2 separate regions of the Mus musculus genome follow, and region 2 is linked to region 1. A link is a loop called in an ENCODE intact Hi-C map of the cell type or tissue named here. Cell type or tissue: heart. All regions are shown on one strand.

Region 1 (8,000 bases):
ATAGGTACAGAAACCTACACATGATAAACACATTGCCCTGCCGAATCGTGGGAGTTTAGTGTGGCAAACGGCTCAGCAATTGTGATAACATTTTGCCCTAGGTATAAGTTAACACATACTACAGAGGACACTAATAAGTCAATGAAGCAATAAAAACATGTTGGCTAGATCCTGACCCCACCTTAGGCTAACACAGTCAGGCTGACCTTCAGGCATGTACAGTGCTTGCAGGAACTCTTGCTAACGTGTGCTGTTCCTCTGCAACTGCAAGACTTTCTGTTCCCTGATCAAACAGAAATGCACAGTGAGAAAACTGTGCCTTCTTCTTATTAAAAAATGCACTTCTGTCCTGCTGAGAGTCACCACAGCTATGCCAATGGGAAGTTCCCTACTTAAAGGGTTTGGCCTTTATAAACTCCCTGCTCACTCAGGTCAGGGTTGTCTCTTTAGACTTGTAGTCACAACAGTGCATGCCCTGTCTGGCTCGGTGTGGTTCAATAAAAACTTCAGATTCATCAAGCACCGGTCCTGATCTTCTCTGGGGAGAGAACAGACCAACTACAACTTGTGGGGGCTCTCACGGGATCTATTCTGTCCATGAGAAAGAGGCTCTAATTCAACTCTGCAAGCCTTCTGGGGTGTTTTCCATAGGTTTTGGACCCCATAGACTCATGTGTTTGATTGCTTGGCCCACAGGGAGTGGCACTATTAGGAGGTGCGTCCTTGTCAGAATGGGTGTGGCCTTGTTGGAGGAAGTTGTCACTGTGCAGGTGAGGCTCTGAGGGCTCCTAGTGCAGAAGAGACAGTTTCCTCCTAGCTGTCTTCAGATGAAGATACAGAACTCTCACCTTCTTCTCCAGCACCAGGTCTGCCTGGACACTGCCATGCGTCTCACCGTGATGATAATGGACTGAACCTGTGAAACCCTAAGCCAGCTCCACATAAATGTTTACTTTTATAAGAGTTAACTTTGGTCACGGTGTCTCTTCACAGCAATGGAAACCCTAAGTAAGACACCTTCTATACTGTCTGGTCTTCTGAGTGCACTTTTTGGGGTATCTTTTGGGTAACTGAGCACAGTCTCAAGCCCAGGGTATCAGGGGACACCCTGTTGACATTTGGGTAAGGTGACTCTTGACCCCAGGACACCCATGGTTGTCAGTCTGCTGTGTTGGGTGAGTGAGAGCCTGGTGGCTGCTGTTGATTCTCTGTTTATTACTGTCTGTGTTTGTTCCAGTCAGCTGGATCCCCGTCTAGACTCCCAGGAAATGGTAATCGTCTTGTCTTGTGTTTGTCTGTGTGGACAAGTTTTGTTGCAGATATGGGAATGGGACTGAGTACAGCTACTTCCTCACTAACTAGTCCTGACACAGCTACCTCCTCATAACTAGTCATGTTTGCCGGCTACCTCCTAACTAGTCCAGTCTCCCAGATACCTCCCCACTAACTAGTCCTGTCTCCAAGCTCACTGCAGACCCTTGCCCAGTCTCTGTGCCTCTCAGTGGCTCAATGAAACCTGATGTTTAAGTCCTGCTAAATCTCAGATCTTTGAGTGTCCTTTGATCTCTGTTTGCTCTGGTCACTCCCTGCAGTCCTTGAGTCCATTTTGCAGGCACTCAGCTATGCTGTCTTTTGGGCATGAATAACACTGAAGCATCATTTTATGCTGTTCAGCATTATTATAAAGCTGGCTCTGGAGTTGGATTATGACCCTCCTCTCCCAATCTAAGCAGCCTGTTTAGTCTCCTCAAATTTCTGTCTCAGATCAAACGGTCATCTGACTCTAAGCCAGAAAAAGAGAGCAAAACAAAACAGACCAGGAAAAGACACTATGTGCTTTTAAGATACCTCAAAAGGAGGCTGTTCCCAAGAGAAATTACTGTTGCTTGGGAACACAGAAGGAACTAAGAATTCCTGTCTCAAGTTTATGTGCAAGAAGAGACCTGGAAGGATCCCAGGCTACCTGATGTCAAAAGTTGTATCAGTTTGGTTCTGCTCTGTCCACCACTGAGGACTTGATGCTGGGACCCACAAGGAGAATGTAATAAGTGCAGCTACTTGACCATGAATACGCAGATACAGAGAGAGAGACACACACAGAAAGACAAACACACATACATACACAGATGCACATACATACACCCTCCTACACACACATGCACAGACACACAGAGACACACCTACATATATAGAAACACACATATCCTCATACACACACATGCACATACACACACACACACACACTCACACACACACAAACACCTGTACTTCAATAGCCCTGTTCCTCAGAGTTCACACACCCTCATGGCTCTCTGTGATTTATTATTGTGCATCAGACATTGGACAGAACCTCCCAACAGGTGGACAGGTGGAAGTCAAGCTTGAGTTCCTGCCTCCCCTTCTGAATTCTGAATCTCTCGTCTCCCAGAGGACACTGTTGGTGGATAAGGCAGATAAAGCAGGCTGCGAAGAAGGCTATCTGTGATAGGACAGGATGCAGGGGTGAGAAGGCAGGGGTCAGAAGCCTGGAGTCTGATCACAGGTTGGACCCTCACTGACTGGGGCCTTGGGCAACTTCCTGTCCTCTCTGGGTCAAGGGCCTGCAGCAGAGCAGGACATGCCCCTGACTCTGGAGCCTCCTGGGCAGGTCCCACTGGGCTCACAGGAAAACACATGCCCAGTTCTTGTCCACTTAAGGATGGAGGGGAGGCAGGGCACAGCAGGTGTATGCTGCAGTCATGCCAGCGCTAAGGCAGGAGGATTACCATATACAGGCCAGTCTGAGCTATACACAAGAAGCCCTCCAAAATATGAAAAGAAACAAAAACAAAAAATAGATAGAAATTACAAAAAGGGTGATTCTCCTGGCATAGCACATAGCACAACCTCCGTCTTTAACAGAAAACACCATCGTGTCAGGAGCCCACATACTTACTGGAATGGGAATGCAAATGAGCCCTGAAGGTAAGTTCTGTGACAGGCCACCTGGGCCCCTTGGTCAGGTTGCTGAGAAGGTGACCAGTAGGCCAAACAAGGGTCAGGCCCTTGAGGATATATAGAGCTCTTCCCTGAAGCCATGCCTCCCACCTGTGGCCTCTCATCCACTGACAGATTTGTCAAATGAGAGTGGGCATAGCCAGACATAGGGGACAGCCCTAAAGGCCACTGCAGTCTGACCCAGCCCTTCTCCCTCCCCAGTCACCACCCCACACCCATCAAACTCCTATCCTGCCATGGGGTATGGTTCCAGCATCACTACAGCTATGCTAAGCGCCATCTGGAGGGCACACATGGCATCACTGGGTCCCTAGCATCAGGCAGGCCCTGCCCCAGGAGAGGAAAGGTCCAAGTGCAGGTCCCTCTGTGCCTCTGTGGCTGTGACAGAGCCCAGCTGAGTCCCATTGGCCACATGACAAGGAGACAGGGAAGACAGGCTGCTCCATGGACCTGACAGTGGCTTCAGACTCCATGGGATCCCAGCCTTGTCAATCACTAGCTGAGTGTCCCTGAGCCAGTGGCCTCAGGTCTCCAAGTCTGTGTGTGTGTGTTTGTGTGAGTCTGGATGGAACAACCTGTATGTGTGCGGGGTGACCTGTGTGTGTCTGTCTGTGTGTGTGTGTGTGTGTGTGTGTGTGTGTGTGTGTGTGCACTCATGTCCCTGTGTGTAACAGCAGAGATGAAGGTCAGAGGATAACTTTGGGGATTTGATTCTCTCCTTCTACCATAGGAGGTCCTGGGATGAAACCCAGGTCATCTGTGTTGGCAGCAAGCACCTTTACCCACTGAGCCATCCTGGGAGCCCATGAAATCTGTGAATAGCGCTAAGATGGCTGTGGAATAAGGAGAGCCGATGGCCTCCACAGGAGTGCGGCGACCACATGTGTGAGGGAACATTCTAAAGGTAGATGAAGAGAAGGGGGGAGGGCATGGAATGGAGATGATGGTGACACGTTCTTACCAGCACCTCCCAGGAGCACACTGGGGAACCGTCCCTGTACTTAAAGCATGGGTATTGCAGCCAGGCGGCAGCCTCTCCTGCTAGTCACCACCAGCCCTCTGAGCACGAACCAGCAATATTTCCTGTTGGGTCAGCAGGGGTCCAAGATCATAGGCCTGCAGAGCAACATGAAGAGAGGGAATTGAACAACCATCAAGTGCCTCACCCTGCACAGGGAGAGAGGAGAAGCCCAGCACTGCATCCATATCCAAAGCTTGCCCAGAGTCCCTGCCCCATGGCATACAGCAAGACTGGAGGATCCTTGGGCATGACCCAGAGGGCCTGGGTTCGAATCATCTACCCTTTAGTAGCTGTGTGTCCTGGGGCAGGTCCCTCAGGGTCTCTGATCTGTGAGCTGGGGAGAGTTGGACCAGCCAGTCTCATGAGAAAACTGATCAAACACAGAATCAGGACATGTCACTCCCTAGGGTGGCATAGCACTCTATTATTTACAGGTAATTGGTTCACTGCAGGTCTTTGGTGTGTCACAGCCCTTATGATGCTGTCACTGTTGGAAAATCTCAGTCCCCACTCCATGTCCTCCCCTTTCTTTGCTGTTTGGTGTAGACAATGTCAGATCCTTGGTTTCCTCATCACAGACAAGATAACCTACCCTCCCTTCCCCTCTCCCAGGGCATTAGGACCTCAGGTCAGTCAGGTGACAGCGCCCAGTGCAGGATATGCTGGGCTGACACAGAGCTCCCACCTCTCCCTTTCCACACAAGTACAGCCTGATACTCCATGGGGAACAGAGCCATGTGGGGACAGACTACCTGATTCTTGTGAGCTGTCTGTGCAGGTAGTTGGAGACCTCCTGGTATTCAAAGTCATAAAACATTGTCCAGTAGATTCGAAGCTGCTGGTACTTAATGACCAGTTCTAAGATGGACCAGAAGCCCTGGGCTGTGTTGAAATCAGCAACTCCATTCCTGTGCTCCCAGCCATAGACTGTGAGCAGCTCCAGGGCGTACTGTGGAGGCAGTGGCTTCCCCAGGTTCTCCTTACACTGAAAAGAGAAAGGCAATGAGAAACATGGGGCTCTCAGCTCTGGTGTGGGGGGACACTTCTCACAGGCTCAATTCAGCTGCCACCTGATGTTGCCATTACACGCCCAGTTATTTAGATTCAGTTTATGGCCCCTTCCTGTGCTATAGGCAAGAGCTGAGTTGTTGCTCCACAAAGACAGCATTCACTAGTAGGCCCAGGAGGAATCAAGACACCATGAGTGACAGCCAAGAGTGAGGGTGGGGGCGGGACATAAGGAGTGCTCACTGGGGAAGTTTTCTCATGGTCTCTGAGGTAACTGGGAAGGGGCCAGGGAGCTGGCTCAGGGGTAAAGCACCTTCCTCCCTGTGCAGGGGTGAGAACTGGAGGTCAGATCCTCAGCATCTACATGAGTGTCAGGCTGACTCCTAATCCTATGTTAAAGGGCTGTAGATGGGGCTTGCAGGGGCTGCAGGACTGTCCAGGAACTGCTGATCCAGCACACTGTGTGCCATGTGTGAGACTCTGACTGATTATACAAGATGGGGTGAGACTGCGGACCTGCCCTCACACTCTGACCTGGAATGCTAATGGACACACACGCCCACACACATACACTACATGTGTTTCCATGAATAGCTATAAACACACACATAAGAACACTCAGAATGTAACAAGAAATCATACATTTTAAAGGCATAGCTTGATGAGTCAAGAAAATCAAAATATAAAAGGTGCCATGAAGGGTTTGCCAAAGATGGAAGAAAAATCGAAAGACTCAAATGAAGCAGCAGCCATGGAACAGTGAATCAGACACGGCTGAAGAGAGAGTTAGCAGATTGGAAAGTGGACTAGAAGAAATCACCTAGAACAGGCAAAGAAAGTCCTCCCTCCTCTCAGATCCCCCACTCCACTCCTTGCCCCTCCTACAGCATCATCTCCCCCCCATCTCCACTCACCCCTGCTTCTCTCTCATCCTCTCCCCTCTGATTCCCTTCCACCCACTTTTTCTTTTACGTTGTTTTTCCTCACTGATTTTGCCAATTTTTATTCTGTCAACCTGACACAGAGAGAGTCATCTGGAGAAGATGGACCCACAACTGAGAAAATGCCTCCACCAGACTGGCCTGGGATCAAGCCTGTGGGGCATTTTCTTAATTAGAATGGGAGGGTCCAGTCCATCGTGGGCATTGCCTGTCCTGGGCAGGTGGTCCTGAGATGTTTGGAAAAATCAGACTGATCATCCAAGGGTATCCGGCAGCTAGCAGAGTTCCTCCACGGCCTCTGCTCCAGTTCCTGCCTCTGCTTCCCTCAGAGATGGAGTGCGATGCAGGAACATGAGCCAGACAATCCCTTTCCACCCAATTACTTTGCAGCAACATCATCTTTACCACAGCAGTCAGAGCAAACTAGGACAGAAACTGGTCCTAGGGAGGAGGGGCACTGCTGTGACTGACCAGCCATGGTGCTCCTTGGGAGGATTGAGAAAGGATTCTGGAACTTTGGGTTGAAAAGCTGTGGAGAGATGAGAGCTAACTGGCTGTTTGTGGGAACTTGGAAGACAGGAGTGCTGAGAGACAGGCAGGTATCAGAGGCTGGAGTGTGAAGTTTCAGGAAAAGCAAAGACCCCAACTGGGCTGTTTGTGTGCTGTGTTTGCATTCAGAATCAGTAATTTCTCATCAGCTGGGGCTGAGATCTTTGATTAAGAAAAAGCATGCACCATGGGGGCCAAGTCTTTTGGAAAGAGTTTCCTTATGATCAGCAAACAGTAGCTGTGGTCCAGGGGTCCCAAAGCTGCATCTAGAGCTTGCAGGTCACACCTAGAACTACAGAGAGGTCTCCCAGATGGTAAGACTTTAGTCCTATGAAGCCTGCTGGTTTGGAGGGGTCATGGGAAGCAGCTGAGGCCTGGCACTGAGAGAGGCCAGGAGAAGCCATTGGTGAAAGTGCAGCCTCCATGGCAGTGGAGACCCCAAGATACTGGACTTGCCCTGAGCAGGAGATGACTGCCAGGAACAGAGCACTGTGAGAACAGAGCTGGCCTGAGCCTGAGACCTGCTGTGTTTGCTGTGGATGGCAGAGCCCAAAAAGCTCAGAGAACTGTGAGTCCCAGATATCAGATACTGAGCCTTTTGCTCTGTTAGAATTTGGTTGAGTTTTGATCTGATTTTGACGGTGACCTGATTTTTCTCTCTTACAGTAAGAAAATATTTAACTTGTGTTTTTAATAGTATATGAGCCCACCGTTGAGAGACTAGTCTTTTTATGTGTCGTAGTTTCTTTTTTTTTTTTTTTTTTTTTTAAAGATTTATTTATTTATTATATGTAAGTACACTGTAGCTGTCTTCAGACACACCAGAAGAGGGCATCAGATCTCATTACGGGTGGTTGTGAGCCACCATGTGGTTGCTGGGATTTGAACTTCGGACCTTCAGAAGAGCAGTCGGGTGCTCTTACCCACTGAGCCATCTCACCAGCCCCTGTGTCGTAGTTTCTTTAGGTTTGGTTTTTAATTTGGGGATTTTAAAGCTGCATTGTGTTTTATGATGTGATACCGACATGAGATCTTAGGGACAAGCAAGAAAGGAAAGGTTATGGTTCAATCGTGGTTTGTTTGTGTGCCATGTTGAAAAGGGGTTAGTTTTTGTAAGCTAGCTTCCCCTGGAAGGAGTCAATCTTGATCAGTAAAATGCCTCCATCTGACTGGCTTTGGGTAGATTATGGGCATTCTAATTACTGATTGATGTGGGTGGGACCGGACCACTGTGGTCGGAGCCATGAATGAAATGTGGCCTTGTGCTGTGTAGAAATGGCCGCCGAGTGAGTCATGGACAACAAACGGTGAGCAGAATCTTTCCATGGTCTCTGCTTCAGTTATTCCTCTGACTTCCCTCCATGATGGAGTGTGACTGGAATCTGTAACCAACCAAGACGTTCCCTTCCCAAGCAACATGGGAAGGAACTTGGTCACGTGGTAAAGCTATGGCCTCACCAGAAACCAAACTAAAATATATATTA
Region 2 (8,000 bases), 130 kb before region 1:
CAGAACTGTCCAGAGCTGCTGATTGATCACCTGCTGATTATAATCAGTCAGGGTCTGGCTCATGACACACCGAGCGGCTGTGTGCGCCTGCAGACCTGCCCTCACACTCTGACCTCCAAGTTCTTAGGCACACACAAGCACACACAATTACAGTGCTCCCATGAACAGATATACACAAACACCTACACACACCTTTAAAAATTATTCCTGAAAAATAATGAGAAATCACCCCATTTAAAAAGGTAATGGCTTCAAACGACAGGAAAAATAGAAACCATAGAGAGACACATGAAATGTTTGCAGAAGAAGCAAGCAAACATGCAGAGAAGCAGCCGCCATGGAACAGCGTATTAGACATGGCTGAAGAGAGAGCTAGCTGAATAGAAGGTGGACTAGAAGAAATCACTTAGAACAATCATGGGAAGTCCTCCCTCTCCAGTCCCTCTCCCTCCTACAACATCATGTATGTCCCTGGCTTGTTCCCCCAAACCCTGTTTCTCTGAACCCCTCTGATCTGCTCCCCTTCTAACCACTTTTCCGTTTTCTATTTCCTCACCTTGTGCCATTTTTATTTCTCTTTGTCAACCTGACACAGAGAGTGCCATCTGGAGAAGATGGACCCACAACTGAGAAAATGCCTCCATTTTCCAGCCTGGCCTGGGGTCAAGCCTATGGGGGCATTCCCTTGAGCAATGTGGGAGGACCCAGCCTGTGGGCATTGCCTGTCCTGGACAGGTGGCCCTGAGTTGCTTGTAAAATTCAGAGTGATCGTCCAAGGGTATTAGGCAGCTAGCAGAGTTCCTCCATGGCCTCTGCTCTAGTTCCTGCCTCTGCTTCCCTCAGAGATGGAGTGCAATGCAGGAACGTGAGCCAGACAATCCCTTTCCACCCAATTACTTTGCAGCAGCAGCGTCTTTACCACAGCAGTCAGAGCAAACTAGGACAGAAACTGGTCCTAGGGAGGAGGGGCACTGCTGTGACTGACCAGCCATGGTGCTCCTTGGGGGGATTGAGAAAGAATTCTGGAACTTTGGGTTGGAAAGCTGTTGATAGCTGAGAGCCTACCAGGCTGTTTGTGGGAACTTGGAAGACAGGAGTGCTGAGAGGCAGGTAGGTGACAGAGGCTGGAGTGTAAAGTTTCAGAGAAAAGCAAAGACCCCATCTGGGCTGTTTGTGTGCTGTGTTTGGATTAAAAATCAGTAATTTCTCATCAGCTGAGGATGAAAATCAGCTCTGATTAAGGAGAGAACAGCAGGATGGGGCCAAGGCTTCTCATGGTCGGCAAACAGAAGCCACGGTCCATGGGTCAACCACACTTGGAACTGCAGAGAGATCTCCCAGATTTCAAGTCCCATGAGACTTGGAGGTCTCGGAGAGCAGCTAAGGCCTGGCACTGCGAGAGGCAAGGAAAAGCCATTGGTGAAAGTGCAGCCTCAATGGCAGTGGAGACCCTGAGGATTCTGGACTCACCCTGAGCAGGAGACAACTGCCAGGGACATGAGAATAGAGCTGGCCTGAGCTTGAGACCTGCTGTGTGTGCTGTGGATGGCAGAGCCCGAGAAGCTCAGTGAACTAGATATCAGATATCTAGTTCTAGATATCAGATACTGAGTTTTTTGCTTTGTTGGGGTTTCACCGTTGTTGTTGTTTTATTTATCTGATTGTGACTGTGACCTCTTGCAGTAGCAAAGAATTTAACTAGTGTTTTAAATTTTATATGAGAGTATCCTTGAGAGACTCATCTTGTTACATATTGAAATTTCAACCGCCCCCCTCCCCCCCAAAAAAAACCCTTTTAGATTCCTAACACTAAATGGTGTTTTATGGCATGATATCAACACGACATCTTTACAAAAAGTCAAGAATGGAAAGGTTATGGTTCAATAAAGATGTCTGTGAGAGCATCAATTTGAAAGTGGGTCTTTTGTGAAAGTGAGTTTTTACCAACTAGACAGTAAGCTGAGCAGGAGGCACCCTTAATCAAGAGGAAATCCCTCCATCACTCTGGTTTAGGGCAGTCTGTGGGGACATATTTGTGGTCAGTGATGGATGTGGTTGGTGCCATGCCTGGGCGTGTGCACACTGTAATAAAGCAATCTGAGTGAGCCATGGAGATGAAGCCAGTGAGCAGAATTCCTCCATGGTCTCTGCTTCAGTTACTGTCCTGACTTCCCTCAATGATGCCCTGTGACTGGGATGTGTAACCAAGTGAGACCTTTCCTTCCCAAGGCACTCTTGGTCATGTGATAAAGCTATCATGTCCATAGACAGCCAGCTAGACTAGACCTCTTCTCTGGCCTGAATCTCACTCTCTACACATAGGGTCCACAGGATCTGGGTCGGATGCCTTACCAGTTGATACCAGTGCTTGACCAGACGGATGAGGTTCCAGAGCTTGGGCGCACGATACCTCAGGAAGCTCTGATGAAGGTCGGTGAAGCAGATGGAGAACTCGCCCTCCTTCTCCAGGGTGGTGCACTCATGGATGAGTTGGGCGTAGACTTTGTTGTAGTTAATGGATTCAAAGGACTTGCAGTATCCCCCTTCATCTATGAAGGAAGTTTCATTGATGTTTAGGCCAAACTCTGATCTAAGAGTCTTCCATACCTCTAGGGTCACAGTCACTCTCTATGGGGTTAAGTGAACAGGGCAAACTTTGTCTGCAGCAGCGTCACTCCCCATACAGACATGAGCCCACCTCTGGACTGCATACATGAAAGTCTGCGCCACCAACTGCTCATAGTAGATTGCATTGCTCACAAGGTTGGAGACAGTGGTGGGAAGAAACAGCATTCGATGGTCACACACAAGAGAGCTACAGAGTCACTTGATAATGGCCAACCATGCTCTGGTGTACCATGGAGCACTCTACTGCATTTGTATATCATATCTCCTGCTTACAGTCTCTCCCTATTTTGAGATGATTATGTGTGCATGGGTGTGGCAAACACATATTCAGAGGCCACAAGATGGAGTCTTCATTTATAGTTTACCCCCTCCCTTTGCAGCAGGGTCTCTCTGTGAACATGGAGCTTGGCTGGCATCCATCAGGTCACAGAGACTCTCCTGTCTCTGTTCCCATAGTAACAGGGATACAGGTCAATGTGTGGAACTTCCTAAGAGTAGGTGGGCTTTGGGGATTTGAACTCAGTTCCTCATGCTTGTACAGCAATCACCCTTATCTAACTAGCTATCCTTCGAACTTTTACTGTGACAGGGAGCAGGCTATGGAATTGATGTGTGTGTGGCTATGTGTGCGTGTGTGTGCACTCCAAGGCAGCAGGCTGAGCCATAGGTGTTGCAGGTGTGTAGCCATGGTTTCAGCAGGCCATACTGTCAGGCTTTGAGGCTGCCACAGACCTAAATCACTCACTGATGGAGCTTGGGACAAGTCCAGTCTCCCACTATTCCAAGAAGCTATGAAGAACTTATTTACTAGTTCAAGAACCAGCACACAGTAGGTCTCATTTAAGTAACCTGGGTTAGGGCTATGGCTGGGGTCCTCTTTTGGACTGCTATCCACATGAGAATTCTCAAGGCAGTCCTTCTAGGATAGAGTTCCTATCCCACTGGAAAGCTGCCTCACGCTGGTGAAGTCCATGAGCAAGACAGGCTTCTGCAGGAGCCACCCTCCCAGCTCATTTCTGGGTCACCCCCTCTGAGCCCCCTTCACTGAGTAGGGTTCTAAGCCTCTTGCAGCTTTCCACAGCAGGCTGCCCTGGTCCTACTCACAGGCTGACCCTCTCAGTGCCTGCTGCCCGAGACTCTGGACTGTTTCCATGGCTCTCTTAAGCCAAGGGATAGGCTGTTGTCCTGGCTTGTATCTAAGTTAATAGCAGCAGTTCACACAGTGGCCAGGAGGGGGTGCTGTGCTTTCACGAACTATAAAACCTCAACTATTACCCAAGATCCCCAATCCCATACAGTTTTTTCATGGGTGTTCCTGGTTTTCTTTGGGTTGAGTTGGGCATGATTTTGGAGACACACTATGTGTCAGTCAGGTCTGCTATCAGAGAACTTAATGTAGAGGATCGTTAATGTGCAATTCTATAACACGTGTGTGCATGTGGAAGTTTGGGGTGTGTCGGGGGAGTGCACAAATGAAATCACAGTGCTGGGCAGGTAGAGACAGGAGAATGTCTCAGACTCACTGTCTGACTAAATAGGTGGACATGAAGCTGGCTGATCCACCTTTCTCAAAACAAACTTGCCTGGCTTGTAGTGGGTGGAAGAAGCCCAAGTGTGTCCTGAATATGTCTGAGTATAATCATTTAGAAGTGGAGACTCATAACCTACACACACTTCTAGGAGACCAAGCATCCCCTCCCCCCAGCCCTGTGCTGTACCTAATTGACATTCTGAGGCTCCAGGTGCCAGAGATTGTGGGTTCAGCTCCATCAGAGCACACACCTCACCTGACCCCAGCTCCTTACTGCAGGAGCCATGAAGGTGGGGCAGCAAACTCCAGGTCAACCTCTCAACCAAAATAGGCTCTTAAGTAACCAACCTCCAAGGCTGGCGTCTGACCATTACCCACACAGGCAAACATGTGAACAGACATCTGCATACATGAGAACATGCTCTCCCAACACACACAATCACACACAGAGAAATAGAAAAGAGGATTCATGCATGAGGGGAGAGCAGGCTGAACTCTGCTGCTCTCTGACTTACACAGAGCATCATAGGCTGGCTGCACATCAAATTCCACCTCCTGCTGGCGCTCTGGGGAGCACAGCTTGAAGGTCAGAGACCTGGTGTTGGGCTCCTCTGAGCTCTGCACCTCAAACTTGAGTTTACATGGCTTCTCTTGCTGCAACTGGAGCAGGTGTTTCCGAATTTCTTCAATGAACACTTGCTGCCACTTTAACTGGTCCTCAAAGCTGGTGAGATCATTAAAGAACACCACCATGTTGGCCTCTGACCTTCCCTTGAGTGCATTGTGTTCATCATAGGAGCCTCCCTAAAAGACAAAAATGAGAATAAGAAAGGATAAGGAGAGCCGTGCTGGGCAGTCCAGAAGATGAACAGAGTAGGAGTCCATCACCAAGAGTGACCAAGAGTGAATAAAGCTTGCCCATGTGTAGTGGAATTCTATTCAGCCCTGAAGAATGAAATTGGCATCTCTGTAGGATAATAGATGGTTCTGGATCTCCTTGTGGTACAGGAGATAAGCCAGGCTCAGAATGATGAACATCCTTGATTTATCTGTTTCTATCCAGAATTGTGTGTGTGTGTGTGTGTGTGTGTGTGTGTGTGTGTGTGTGTGTGTTAGTGATGAAAGGAAACACTCTGGGGAATTCAGGTTCAAGTACAATGTAGTGAGATGGTAGTGGGTGAGAGGACACAGAGACATATTAAACTGTTGTCACAATCCCCCTTGCTAGCAGAGTATTAAAAGGAAAAGGCCATGACCACCATGACTCTGGAAAGAAAGTCTGTATCAAAGACCACAGGACAAATGTCAAAATTAAGGAAACTGAATTCACAAAAACATTTTAAAAAATGATAAAAAGTGATATGTAGAGATTTCCCCCCCCCCCCAAATAAAATGCTGAGCCCAAGCAATAACACAGTTCAACTCCTGACATTGATGAGTAGACATTACAACACAACATGTCTGCAGCCTTCACAGTGACTGAGACAGGGACTGCTGTCATACAGACCCATGGGACAGATGGAAACATGAGCAATGAGCTTCCATCAGTCCAGTTATCCAGCAGTGGGGTCCCTGTTCTGTCCTCTGCCCTGTGCCATAGCTGGGTCTACATGAGGACACTGGGCACAGAGCAGGTAGGTAACTCACACCCCACTAAGGACTGCAGTCTGGCTTCTGAGAGTCCTCTCCCACCCCATCCCGATGAGCTCAGGCTAATGGGACTCACCATCACAACCCTGGCGACCCTCATAGGGTGGGTGGCACCTTGGAAGCATCTCTCCTTCAGGAAAGCACTTATGGAGTCGATGTCTGCTCTGAGCTCAGTAAGGAAGGTGGTGTCAGGAAGGAGTTGATCCTCTATGAAGTTATCCAGCCTCCAGATTGGGGTTCTGAAGAGTTCCCTCGCCATCCTGAGGCCAGGAGTGTTTGCTGACTGCAGCCTTGCCTCATGAGTCAGCTGCCCCTTATATCCATAGCTGCTTTCTCTTCCCAGGAAGGGCGGGGCTATGCAGATCAGACCTCTGCACCTAGATAGCCTCCTAGATTTTTAACAACAACAACAACAACAACAACAACAACAACAACAACAACACCAACACACACACACACACACACACACACACACACACACACACACACACACACACGTTACTGTAACATGAAGAGAAGCGAGAGAAATCCAGCAGCCGGCAGGCAGGAGCTCCAGCACAGCTGTGGTGGGTTTGTCACAGCTGACTGGTCCATGCTGGATATTGTTTGTCACAGCTGACTGCTCCATGATGGATATTGTAACGAGCCGTCTGCAAGGTCCTGGCTAGCTTCTAGTTCAGACTTAGCGTCTGTGGGTTCTCAGATGCACACCCATGATGTGCCTATCGTCCAAGGCCTAATCCAAACCCACCTTTCTGCCCTGTACCCCCACCTCTGTCTGTCCATCCATAAAGGACAAAGGTCTCACATCCTTCTTTAATATGGGATCTCACTCCTTTGCTCAGGGTGGATGTGAACCTGGGGACCTGCCCCATTGGACCCCTAAGTGCTGAGCTCACAGGACTGTGCCTCTCTCCCCAGCTGTAACCAATCCATTGCCACTCTCCACTTCAATAGCATAAAGTGTCGACCTGTGCCCAAGATTCACCTTCATGAGGGTGATCCTGTCTCCATGCCAACCTCTCCCTACCCAGCAGGAGTGAATATTCATCATGGCAGGATGGTCCACACCTGTGATTTCAATGCCTGGGAGCTTGATACGGAAGATATAGAGTTCAAGGCCAGCCTGGGCTATGTGATGAGACTGTCTCATAAAATGGAAAAAAAAAGTCTCTCCCACACTCATATGAGTACACACACACAGACAGTCACACACACACACACACACACACACACACACACACACACACACACACACACACACACACACACACACTGCCCACCCCATATACCTAAATTATTCTTGCAAGTGATGCAGACTACAAGGAACAGAAGAGTGATGAAATTATGACCACATTGGTTCTCCCATGGTTTTTTTGTCACGTGTGATGGTTTGTATGCTTGGCCCAGGGAGTGGTACTGTTGGAAGGTGAGCGGCCTTGTTGGAGGGGTGTGGCATTGTTGGAGTAGATGTGTTACCATGGGTGTGGGCTTTAAGACTCTTGTCCTAGCTTTCGGGGGGGGGGGGGGCAGTATTCTGCTGACAGCCTTCAGATAAAGATGTAGAACTCTCAGCTCCTCCTGCACCACGCCTGCCTGTACGCTGCCATGTTTCCTCTTTGATGATAACAGACTGAACCTCTGAACCTATAAGCCAACCCCGATTAAATGTTGTCCTTATAAGAGATACCTTGGTCATGGTGTCTGTTCTCAGCAGTAAAACCGTAACTGAGACACCACGACTCATAGGTGTCTTTAAGGGATTTTCTTATGGAAAAAGCAGAAGCCATGGCCTTGTCATTCAGGTCAGAAGCTAGCATTTAGCAAAAGCTATAGTCTTCATATCCTGACTGATAGCAGAGGCTCCTTGGTGGATCCTGATCTTGCCTGAGGGAACTGGAATGCTGAAGGCCCCTCCCACAAGTGCCGGGGTGGGAGGACAAGAGGCTGAGGGTCCTGAGCAGGTCTAGCTGAGAGCCATGCTAATCATGCTTTAGATAGTCTATGACATTTATTTCCTGTGTGTGAGCATGTGAAGTCAGAGGACAGCTTGTAGGAGTTGTCTCTCTCCTTCCACGCTGTGCATCCCGGGGACCAAACTCAGGCCTTCAGGCTTGGTGACAAACACCTGTGCCCTCTGAGCTATCTCAGTGACCCTTTTTGCTATTGCTTATGAAGTAGAACCTCTGTT

The links. A loop is a pair of places that touch in the nucleus more often than their neighbours do. Peaks named below come from ENCODE experiments on the same cell type or tissue, not always from the same donor. Only the 100,000 strongest peaks of a DNase experiment are listed, where the experiment ranks them.
Region 2: it touches region 1 in a loop (2.5-fold over the local background); 5 of 42 quality-filtered maps call a loop at or near these places.

The regions. Positions count from the first base shown.
Region 1 is chr5:120,923,982-120,931,981 of GRCm38, forward strand. It overlaps the pseudogene Gm7573. Among named protein-coding and RNA genes, the nearest start is that of Oas1d, 13 kb to the left of the region's middle. In heart, a CTCF peak has its summit at 3,296 (motif pointing left); no DNase peak of the experiment used is centred here.
Region 2 is chr5:120,789,431-120,797,430 of GRCm38, forward strand. Oas1e (2'-5' oligoadenylate synthetase 1E) reads right to left here and starts at 6,100. Exons shown (of 6, transcript NM_145210.2): 1 at 5,886-6,100; 2 at 4,675-4,963; 3 at 2,353-2,549. The coding sequence starts at 6,068. In heart, a CTCF peak has its summit at 3,850 (motif pointing right); no DNase peak of the experiment used is centred here; H3K27me3 peaks cover 3,363 bases.